2 separate regions of the Homo sapiens genome follow, and region 2 is linked to region 1. Evidence: chromatin loops called from intact Hi-C (ENCODE). Cell type or tissue: chondrocyte. All regions are shown on one strand. Links, peaks and the distances in the headings refer to the core of each region. The heading gives the core; the rest is flanking DNA. Region 1 overlaps FOXF2-DT (FOXF2 divergent transcript). Region 2 holds the start of LINC01622 (long intergenic non-protein coding RNA 1622).

Evidence for each region. A loop is a pair of places that touch in the nucleus more often than their neighbours do. Peaks named below come from ENCODE experiments on the same cell type or tissue, not always from the same donor. Only the 100,000 strongest peaks of a DNase experiment are listed, where the experiment ranks them.
Region 2: it touches region 1 in a loop (4-fold over the local background); 2 of 110 quality-filtered maps call a loop at or near these places.

Annotation. Positions count from the first base shown.
Region 1 is chr6:1,361,616-1,366,998 of GRCh38, reverse strand. All of the region lies in intron 1 of FOXF2-DT (FOXF2 divergent transcript), which reads left to right. Among named protein-coding and RNA genes, the nearest start is that of FOXF2-DT, 25 kb to the left of the region's middle. In chondrocyte, for the core only: a CTCF peak has its summit at 2,671 (motif pointing left); no DNase peak of the experiment used is centred there.
Region 2 is chr6:1,099,466-1,104,848 of GRCh38, reverse strand. It overlaps LINC01622 (long intergenic non-protein coding RNA 1622), which reads left to right and starts at 3,517. Exons shown (of 4, transcript NR_027116.2): 1 at 3,517-5,136. RefSeq lists enhancers at 185-760, 3,206-4,405. In chondrocyte, for the core only: no CTCF peak of the experiment used is centred there; no DNase peak of the experiment used is centred there.

The sequences.
Region 1 (5,383 bases), core at 142-5,141:
GGCCTTACTATGCTGCCCAGGCTGGTCTTGAATTCCTGGCCTCAAGTGATCCCTCTGTCTTGGCCTCTGAAAGTACTAGGGTTACAGGCGTAAGCCACCATGCTTTGCTATTTTCCTTATTTTAAAAAAATTCCTCTGTCCCTGGGACAAAGAGAGAAGTAAAACAAACAAACAAGTCAAAGTTTTTGTGCTTTTCTAGGTCATCACAATTTGAATGTGGAAACAAAATTCTGAAATACTTTTTGTTTTGAATGAAATTCAGAATGGAGGGGCATCTTGCATCTGCCTTTTCATACAGCCAAAGGAGGGTTCTAGGAAAAGTCCACACATGCTTGATTTTTGCCTCCGTTTTTATCTGGATCTTTGCCTTCTGTGGTCTGCACTATGAGCTATGACAGTCTTCTTTCTCTGAGGTGTCTCCTTACTTGGGAAGGGCCTGCAAGCTCCATAATAGTTTTCTTTGCATGATTTCCTGCAGTGGTTGAGCATGTAGCAAACAATCTCGATGCTCCCCTATGCTTTTGAGGTGAAATTTAACTCGAGGTTCGTCTGTGTCCTGGAGACCGGTTGCTCTGCGTTAGCTGTGTGTGTGGCATTCCCTGCACTTCAGAGCCACGGTGCTGAGCTGTCTTCCATAGTGACTTACATAGCACAGGTAAATTACCCAACAGGACTTCAGAACCAGAGCAGACCCATGAAGGCAGGGATTTGAAATACCTGGGCTTTTGACTTAGTTCCTGAGATAGGAAAGCCTTCTTTTTCCTTTGCGAGTTTCTTTTCCCTTTTACTTTTTCCAAGTTTCATTGTTGCCGAATAGGTTATCTGTAGGTCAGTGGGTTTACGGGTTGTTTGGATTTCCTAAAATTGTGTTTTTCCCTAAATGTGGCACGAGAGATTGTTTGCAGGCTGCTGTGTGAATGGGATGGCCTACTGTGGCCGACACAATGCTGCTATTTCTGTTTTTCTCTGTTGCCCCCAGTGAAGGTATTTTAAGGCTCCCGGTATTTAAGAAGACTAAAACCAGCAGAGAAAAATCCTGGACTTCTTCAGTTTCCTGCCAATTCTGCAGAGTTCAGAACAACTTTTATTTATTTATTTTTTAAAGGAATTTTTTCCATGACATTCAAGAAGCCAGCTACATTTTGCAATACTTTTCTTTCTGATGAATAATTTTCCAGATACAGCGTGCGGATGAATTTTGGTTTAGATACGCAGGCCGTATAACTCCAGATGCAAATGCAGATGTTTATGAGTTCATGGAATGGAAGATATAAATGTCCTGACTTTGCTGTATGCCTTGAGAAGCATCCCTTTTTCTATTTAGAGAGGGAGAGAAAAAAAACCAACAACCCAGATTTGCTTAGTTTCCTGCTTTAAACATTTACGCTTTAAAGGAGCTTATTTACATAATAAATGATATTGCTCGAGAGCATATGTGGGGAAATTTTGACCAAAAACTCTTTTCCTTTAATCTGCACATGCCGTGGTTTGTGGAAGTGTGTGTTCACATGCAGAATCACTTATCAGTATGGAAGGCTTGAGGCCATGGACAGCACAGTTTAAGATAAACTTGACTCAGCAACATGGGAAAGTATTATTCATTCTGAAAATCATACTTCAAAAGTTTATTTAGTTCTCTTACCTTAACAGAGGTAAAGACATTAAGTAAATTCGTAGAATTATTTTGAGTTACCACTCAGAAAATAATTTAAAACTTAATAACTGCATCGTGTAACAGTCTTTGGATCCAATTATTTGGGATACTTTGTATGAGAATAAATGACTGTTTCTTGCTATAAAATATAGAATGGAGTCACTTGAATAGGATTCTTAGGTTGTAATATTTTTATGTTTGTGATGCTGATGGATCTACAAGTGAACATTCATAAAACTTTCATCTTTTCAACAAATATTTATGGAACCATTGCTACATGCCAGAAATATTTGCCAAGGCCTGTTGATTCATGGGTGAACAAGGCTGATAATGTTTGCTGCCCAGTCTTCCCTGAGAAAATGTAAGAGAACACTGAAGGATACAGGAAAGATAATGTTAGGGGTTGGATTTGGCCTCCCCAGAGCTCATATGTTGAAGCCCTAACCTTCAGGACCTCAGGATGTGACGGTATTTAGAGATAGAGTCTTAAAAGAGGCAATTAAGTTAAAATGAGGCCTTTGGGTGAGCCCTAATCCAATTTAGACGCTGTCCTTAAAAGGAGAAGAAATGAGGACACAGACACACTAAGAGGGAAGGTCATTTGAAGACACAGAGAGAAGACGCCATCTGCAAGCCAAGGAGAGGAGCACCAGGAGAAACCAACCCTGCCCACCTCTTGGTATCAGACTTCCAGCCTCCAGGACTGTGAGAGGATAAATGCTTGTTGTCTAAGCCCCCAGTGTCTGATATTTGTTACGGAAGCCGGAGCACACGAATCCAGATAGAAAGCTGGCTAATAAGATAGAAAGAGGAATACTGCTTAAGGAGACTGGGTGGAATGACTGCTCACTGTCCTATGCCAATAAATTGCAGAATTTTAAAAAAGTATGTGTAGAGTAAATGCTAATGCTTGATGACTGTGCCTATAATAAGTGACGCAGACATGTTACTACTGCTTTTCTGCTATGCCTGTTAATATTAGTATTTGCAAAACTCCTGAAGCATGGGGATGACGCCATCTGCTGGACCGTATCCTGCTCCCACGCGTGAGGGCAGAGGGTACAGGAGGTGCTTGATATTGATTCTACACTAAATCATTCTTAAAACTTCAGGAGTCTGTCGTGAGCCATGGGAAGTTGTTTTCAAGTAAGGGGAAATGGAAGTTTTGTATTATGAACACCGTCCACATCATCTCTTTTATCTGGGAAGAAGCTGAGGTTCTGCTTTGCAGTCACATTTTTGTCCATCGTAAGTGGATAAATGTGGTTTGCATCATTCAGTGCCTTGGGAATGTCTTACGGGATATTTCTGGAATGGGCAAAGTTCAGCACAGTCTGGAGCCAAAATGTCCCCATTATTGAGCCAATATAGTTCAAATGTTTATGACCCATCTCCAGAATGGCGTGCACATGTGAAGGGTTGTCAGTGAGGTGGAACATGTCCCCAGGAACGGAGAGAAAGCTGCGGAGAAGCAAGCGTGCCATGTGGCTGCCTCGAATGTCCTTTCTGGTTTGGAAGCCTGCAGCTGCAGAAGGCCTGTGAGTGTGGAGGAGGCTCTTCCTGGTAAAAACGCACCTCCCAACCCTGGTTGGAAGCCCCAAGGCTGTGGGAAAGCCCAGGCTCCCTGGGCCTTGATTTTTTTTTTTTTTTTTCTTCCTGGATTCTGCCTTCAAGATCAAAGGAAGTCATCTAGAGTAGTGTTCTCATGATGTGGTGTGTGGATCCCTGGGGTCTCCATGACCCTCTCAGGGGTCTGTGAGGTTGAAACTATTTCATAATAATACTAAGACAGTATTTCCTCTTTTCACCATCACTCTCACAAGAGAGTGCCCTAGGGTTTTCCAGAGGCTACGATACATGGCGTGTGAAGATATTGCACAATGGCTGGTGAAACATGGGCTTGTGTGTTCTTATGTCCTCCAGAACCTTCTCAGTTAGTAGGGTTGATGTGTTCGGGGCACATTTTCAGAGATGAACTCAGCTTGTTCTTAGTTCCTCCACTGCGTTCTTGCTGTCTGTCTTCCCTGTGTCTACTATCATGTTTATAAATTGTTATATTGAAGTCCCAACAGTTTCTCTGCAACTGTGCAGAAATATGACAAAAAGTAAGTACGGTTTTTGTCTTGTTTCAATAGCATTCTCCTATTTTTTCTGAACCCTTTTATAAATTTTATAATTCTGTCTAAAACTGTTACAATTCTAGAATCTAATATCTTATTCTAAAATAAAATGAAATTTATTTGTAACACGTTTTGTTATATTTAAGGATGGGTCATGGACTTTCCAAAGGGACATTAGAAGATTTGCTTTCTCAGCGTGCAGCATCTCATGTGTAAAGGCGCCGAAAAGGACAGAATTGCTGTATCAGAGCATTCTCTCAGTCATGAAAGGAGAAGTCTAATCCCAAGAAACTGTGTGAAATTGTAAATGGCAACGAAAATGTGATGGTCATCAGCTCTATAGACGTTAGGAATTTACCTTATGGTGTCTTACGCAACAGAAAAAATTCCAAATTGTATTATGGTGCTAGTTAAATTGTGACATTATTTTTGGACAAAACATTCAGAGTTTAAGGAAAAAGGGAGTTGAGTATTTTAAACATAGACTTGATGAGCTCCTTAAAAACCCCAAAATTGTTACAGCTTTCCAAACTAGACATGAAAGAACCGCGGAAGCATCTTACGGAGTAAGTTATCATGTTCATAGGCTGGGTAAGAACACAACAGCCGAGCGAAGAGTGAAGCCCTGTAGAGCTGGCTTTGCTGAATGTCTACTGGCCGCAAAATCAGCAAAGAAGTCATGGCACTGCCACTGTCCATCAATACTATGGCCTGTTGAATGAAAGCCTCAGCTGCAAACATGAAGACTGTATTCCTATCTTGTCTGCACAATTGTACTTTTGGCTTATAAATGGAGGCTGGACTTACTGCTTATCTTTTTTTTTTTAGATGGGGTTTCACCATATTGGTCAAGCTGGTCTTGAACTCCTGACCTCAGGTGATCCACCGACTTCGGCATCCCAAAATGTTGAGATTACAGGTGTGAGCCGCTGCGTCCAGCCAAATTTCCTTCTGTTTTTTTTTTTTTATTATACTTTTAAGTTCTAGGGTACATGTGCACAACATGCAGGTTTGTTACATATGTATACATGTGCCATGTTGGTGTGCTGCACCCATTAACTCGTCATTGACATTAGGTATATCTCCTAATGCTATCCCTCCCCCCTCCCCCCACCCACGACAGGCCCCAGTGTGTGATGTTCCCCACCCTGTGTCCAAGTGTTCTCGTTATTCAATTCCCACCTATGAGTGAGGACATGTGGTGTTTGGTTTTCTGTCCTTGGGGTAGTTTGCTCAGAATAATGGTTTCCAGCTTCATCCATGTCCCTGCAATGGACATGAACTCATCCTTTTTTATGGCTGCATAGTATTCCATAATGTATATGTGCCACATTTTCTTAATCCAGTCTATCATTGATGGACATTTAGGTTGGTCCCAAGTCTTTGCTATTGTGAATAGTGCTGCAGTGAACATACATGTGCGTTTTCTTGTATTCATCTCGTATCAGATAAATGATTCATCAAAGGAGGCTCTTTGATGGGAATGACACATGGTGCTGAAATAGTCCAAGTGATGAATAACTTTTCAGATGTCTTTTATTCTGTGTTGACATTTACACCGCTGTGCATGTGCGCTGGTGGGTCAAACAGCTGTTGTCTCACCGCACAT
Region 2 (5,383 bases), core at 181-5,180, 260 kb after region 1:
TCCTTCTGTCCTCATACTTGACTTCACCTACTTGCTATTATGAGGAAAATATTAATTCCCTTTCTAATGTCTATATTCTAGCATGTCGCCTCATTAAATTCCCCTGGGTGTGCCCTTTTACAATTAGTGCTACCAAGTAAATAAACTTCAAAGGGACGTGTGTACACACACAGACACATGCACTCAGAGACACACACGTTCATTTGCATGCCAAGAAGAGCCCCCATTAAAGTCTATTAGCCCCCAAATGAGGAAATTCAGAGCTCTGAGCTCTGCACTGATTTTATCTCATGGTGTGGAGAGAGTTTACAAATAACTCTTAAGGTAAAATGCCATTTTTTTCCCCTGTATGTAAAGTTAATATTAATGTTGTGTAGAAGGAATGCGGCTCTATTTCTTTTTGAGTGGCATTTTCTCATTGTCACTCTCCAACCCTATTCTTAGAGACCCTTAGGTGGTATTGTGTGTATTCTTTTGTAGAATAATGAAATGTTTATATTACACAGTCCCATTGTAAGATCAATCCACCCCTGCTGGGGGATTCATAAACATCATCTGCAGGTGGTCCTGGTGTGTCATCCCCCAGAAGAGGAGCTTTCATTTCAGGAAACAACCTTGCTGAGGTCCCACACAGCCCAGGACACCAGACCCAGTGCTGCAGCCCACGGCTTCCCGAAGCCCAAACAGTAACTGATGGTGTTGTCACCAATCTTGGCTCTGAAACTAGCATGTTTTAAATTCCTGCTTCTCCAAGCCTCCTGGGCATGTGCTCTGTAGCCAAAAAGAGCTGGTAATTACACGTGGCTTCTGAGGAACGAGGGTCCAGGCGCTTATCTGGGAAGGGAGATTGGTCCAGACCTTCAGCCTCTGGGCCCCATTCCTCTTCTCATTCTTCAGCGTAGCAACTTGTTCTTAAAGCAGAGGCTGATTTCTGTCTGCATCTCTCAAGCGGCACCTTTGTTTAGCCACTAAGTTTTCTCAAACTGGAAATCCATATGACGAAGTATAATTTTATGGTCTCCTATCATATTTGGTTTTTCTAGAAACATTCAAGAGCTTGTTCCTTCTCACTTAGACAATATTACTGTCATCAAGGTGTGTCTTCTCCTAGTTCCAGAACCACTTCCTGAATTTAAAATGCTCTTCTGGACATTTTTTTTTTTTCCAGATAATGGCAAAGAAAATTGGTCCAAAGAAAGTGGAAAATTGTCAGAGGGCAGTCACCACAATTTTTTTTTCTTCTGTTTTCACATCTGTTCAATCAATATCAGCTCCTGGCCTCAAGGCAGTGTGACCTAGAGGCAAGAGCCCTAGGAAGCTGGGGATCAGAGGACAGCATCTCATGCTGCCTTTAACCAGGGGCACCGTCTCACAGCAAACCCTTAACCTCTCTGGGTCAGGGAGCTCCTTTTTCAACAAAACAGGTTGGTCTAGATGGGTTCTCCTGTGCTTTCCAACTCTCTACTTTCTATTATTCTGAACTTCATGCCTCATTGTATCTGTGCGCCTCTGGTAGAGTTGGCATAAACCCAAGCATATGTTATTGGCTTAGAGAAAGAAAACATTTCTGGGTCTGTGAAATCATAGGCTTTGCTTGACGAAGCTTCGAGGTGTGCGGGCTCTCTTAGTGCAGCGCAACAAGCCATCAGCCGGCAGAAAGCTATTTCTGTAGCGGAGTGTTAAAAGACTGGTATTCTTCAGTGAAGAATAATCTGCTGAGGGCAATGTGTTTTTATTCCCTCTGGGATTTATCTGTCAACGGGCAGATGGGAGAAGAAGCAATAAACTATGAGCTTGCATATGTCAAGGCTTTGATTCTAGGGGGTGACTTCCAGGCCCTGCTTGAGTAGGAGACATTGTCAGGGAAGAAAATTTTGGACTCTCACTGTTACTTCCTGATCTCAGAACACAAAGCCTAGTTTTTGCTGAGTCTTTGAGGAAACTCCATGAGCACTCGGCTTCTCTCTCGTGTTTTCTGAAACCAGAAGTAGAGAGAAAGAGGCAGCTGAGCCCTACAGAACCAACCAACTGTGGAGACCAGCAGCGAACCCAGCGTGTTTGTCATTGGTTTGTGAATCTTATACGCTGTTCTCTTTGGGATACCTATTTCTCCTGGGTCTTTACATGGTCCTGGATCAAGAAACACCTTTTAACAACTCCCTTCAGACCCTGCACTCCCGTGCATTCAGAGGCCTCCTTGGCTTAGCGTGGTGGCAACCCCAGGGTCCAGGTGATTCTGTTGAAGATCTGAGAACAGAGCTTGCTTCTTCCTGCCACCCAGTTTGATTGGACCTTCTCCAGACTTCTGGGTGCATTTCCAGAGCATTTACACAAGGAATTATGTAGGGGTCATTGTGACAATGGTTGTTTGTGGCTTCTTTGTATAAACCTTCTGTATAGAAATTCCAGTTGATCAAACAGATAAACGGAGAGGTGATCAGTCACATTGCTAGATGACTTTTCTCTACCTAGGAAAGGATTCTTTATATATTTAAATAGGAACTCCTGTCCCCATTTCTTCCTGGCTCTGCCTTGCTCTTATCTTGACTGGTCCAGACATTTCCTGGCATCCAGGGCATCAGGGAGGCTGTAAGTCTGTGTTTGATGGTAGCTGTCCTTCTTCAAACTGCTGGCTGGAAGGCAGCGGTCCCTGCTGGGTCCCAGAGAGCTAGGAGTGCAGCTTGGAGAAGTCGGCTCTCTCATCGTGAGTCTTCCAGAAGAGAATAGTAGAGGACAGCAAGGACAAAGGGCGTGACCAGGAGACACATGGCTTGGGGGAAAGAGCACTGGCATGTACATCAGGAGGCTGGACACCAATCTGCTTCTGCCACCAGTTCTCAGGGCAACTGTAGGCTAATGAGGTCACCTCTAGGGGCTTTCTGTTTCTTCCCCCGTGAACTGAATACTGAATGATTTCTAAGGCAACTCTCAGCACAAATATATTATGATGCTTTAGCGTGAGAGAGGTGGGATTTGATGTGGGGAGGGCAGAGCTGAAACAAGCATTTGAAACTGACACTTCGGGCCGTGGTCGTTTAGAGATCTGTTAGAAGGGAAGACAGACATCTTTAGAAATAGATATCAATGAAGGGGAACTCTACTTGATCTATTAAACATCATGAATGTCCATCTGGCCCACTACTGGATCTTGAGGTTTTTGAGGGCAGGGACTCAGCCTGGCTTACTCACTGCTAGGTCACTATCACTAAGAACTGCACCTGACATGATACCCTCAATAAACAATTATTAAATGAATGAATGAGATGACAGTGGTTGCCGTTGCTTCTGCTGTCAAACACAGACTCCATTTCCTGTTTTCCAGGGTCCTGCCTACCCATCTGAGGACATGTCTGCTCATCACCCATGTGCATTCTGTCACAGTGGGACCTGTGTGTGTTCCCTGCTCATTGTCGTTTCCATGGTTTTGCTGATTCTATGCGATTCTTCCAGGCCACTCCAAGTTCCACCTCTTCCACGAAGCCCTCCTTGATTGCTGGGCCCTGGTTGAACTCCTTATTAGTAACACCCAGGTTAGTCCTACTTAATTCTTACCTGCAGCCAAAGTGGACTTAGCATCTCCTTGCATGCCTGGTAAAGTCAAGGGTTTTCAGCCAGGGCCTGTGTATAAAGCAGAAGCAGCACAGAGTCTGGTTTGAAGCTTAGTGCTTGGGTTCAGACAGTTGTGGGTTACAATCCCTTCTACACATGTTCTCTGTGGAAACCATTTGGTTCTCTGTGCTTGGAACTCGCCTGCAACGGGACAAAGCCATCTCACCTAGACTGTTGTTATGAAGATTGAATTAGGTGATTCTGAGAGGCATTTATGCGTCCTCCCTGAGTAACAATCCATGAAAAGTGGGCGTCATTGCTGAAGCTCAAGGAAGAAATATGAAATTTGATTATATCCTTATTCACGGCATTGGGTCACCAACTCAGCACTTTTTATGAAAGTAGCATCTGACCTGGCAAAGGCTGTGTCATCTTATTACCTCAGAAAGACAAATTTACGGGGTCAGACGATGGATGGCTTGTAGATTTCTCAATGGGCTGGAAGGAAGGAGAGAAAAAGAGAGACAGGAGAGAGTACACATTTAATTCTGCTTCCCCTAGGGTGATATTTCCTTCCTCCCCTTCCAGGGTTCTCAAAAAGGCATTCTAGGAAGTCCTGTAAAATACATGCTCATAAAAATCTCATAATTTCCACAAATTGTTGAGAATTTAAAACTCGGTTGGGAGTTTGCTGTTTCAGCCTGAGACACCGGGGTCACGTTTCAGTGCCTGCAGTCTTGAGACAGTACCAGGCATCTGGGATGAAGCTGAGGAAAGAAGATGTGGGGGCCCTGCTGGCCTGCTCCTTCTCTCGAAAGACGCTTACCGGCTGCTGGTGTGTCACAGGGCTTTAGGATTTGGAAAAACAGAGGGATTTAAAAGAAGATAGAATGGTCAGAATTTCGAGAACTGTGTGCTGAAGTGCCATCTTTAGGGTGCTCATAACACGGCCTTACAACATTAGAGGTGCTGGAATCATGGAAGAGGCATCTGGACTCTGTAATGTCCTTCCCCCTGGAAAATCTGCTCCAGAAGTGGGGGATTGGGAGCTGTCAACATATGAGCCATCTTTTGCTCCGTTCAAGATGGTAGGGGCATTCTCAACATGCCCCTCACTCTGATTCTGCCTCACTTTTATTTTAGAATTTTCCACTGCCTTTTCTGGAATGTGCTTTTTCAACCCTCAAAATCTGTAGAGAAGAAATAAGCAGAAACCGAAATGGCTTTCTGGTGTTCTCCATGCTCTCAGCTTACTGGAAAATCGAGCCGCAGGCTCGAGGCTGGACTTTAAGGCAGAGCACTGCAATTATAGTGCTATGGCCTTGGCTTCCTTTCTCATCACCCAGGTACAGTCCTGCAGTCCTCAGAGGATGCCAGTCCCACACAGGGGGATCCTTCTCCATAGGAAAACCGAGGAACAATGCAGGTTCGAGGTGCACAGTGGCTAAGCACACTCAGTCCTCAAGATCTTTCCTCTCAAATGCTAATGCTACCTTCAGATGGGCTGCTGCCTGCTACCATTTCAACATTGAGTCCTTTAAGATGCCATCAGAGAGAGGGGAAGCAAGAGGCCAAGAAAAATGAAAGGTAAGCACAAGACCAGTAGAATGAGTGGGGAGATCTGTCTGTCTGTCTGTCTGTTTGTTTGTTTGAAGTGTCTTCTGCTTGACTGCAGTTACTGTTCTTCAAGTGAGGGCGAAGCGCTTCTCTTCTCCTCTCTGATAGCTCTGCAGCTCTCTAAGTAAACTCTTTGACAAACACATCGCAGCAGCGAGTGGAAACATGTCTGAGACGCTGCAGCATAGCCCGGCTGGTTCTGTTCTTAGCAGTATTT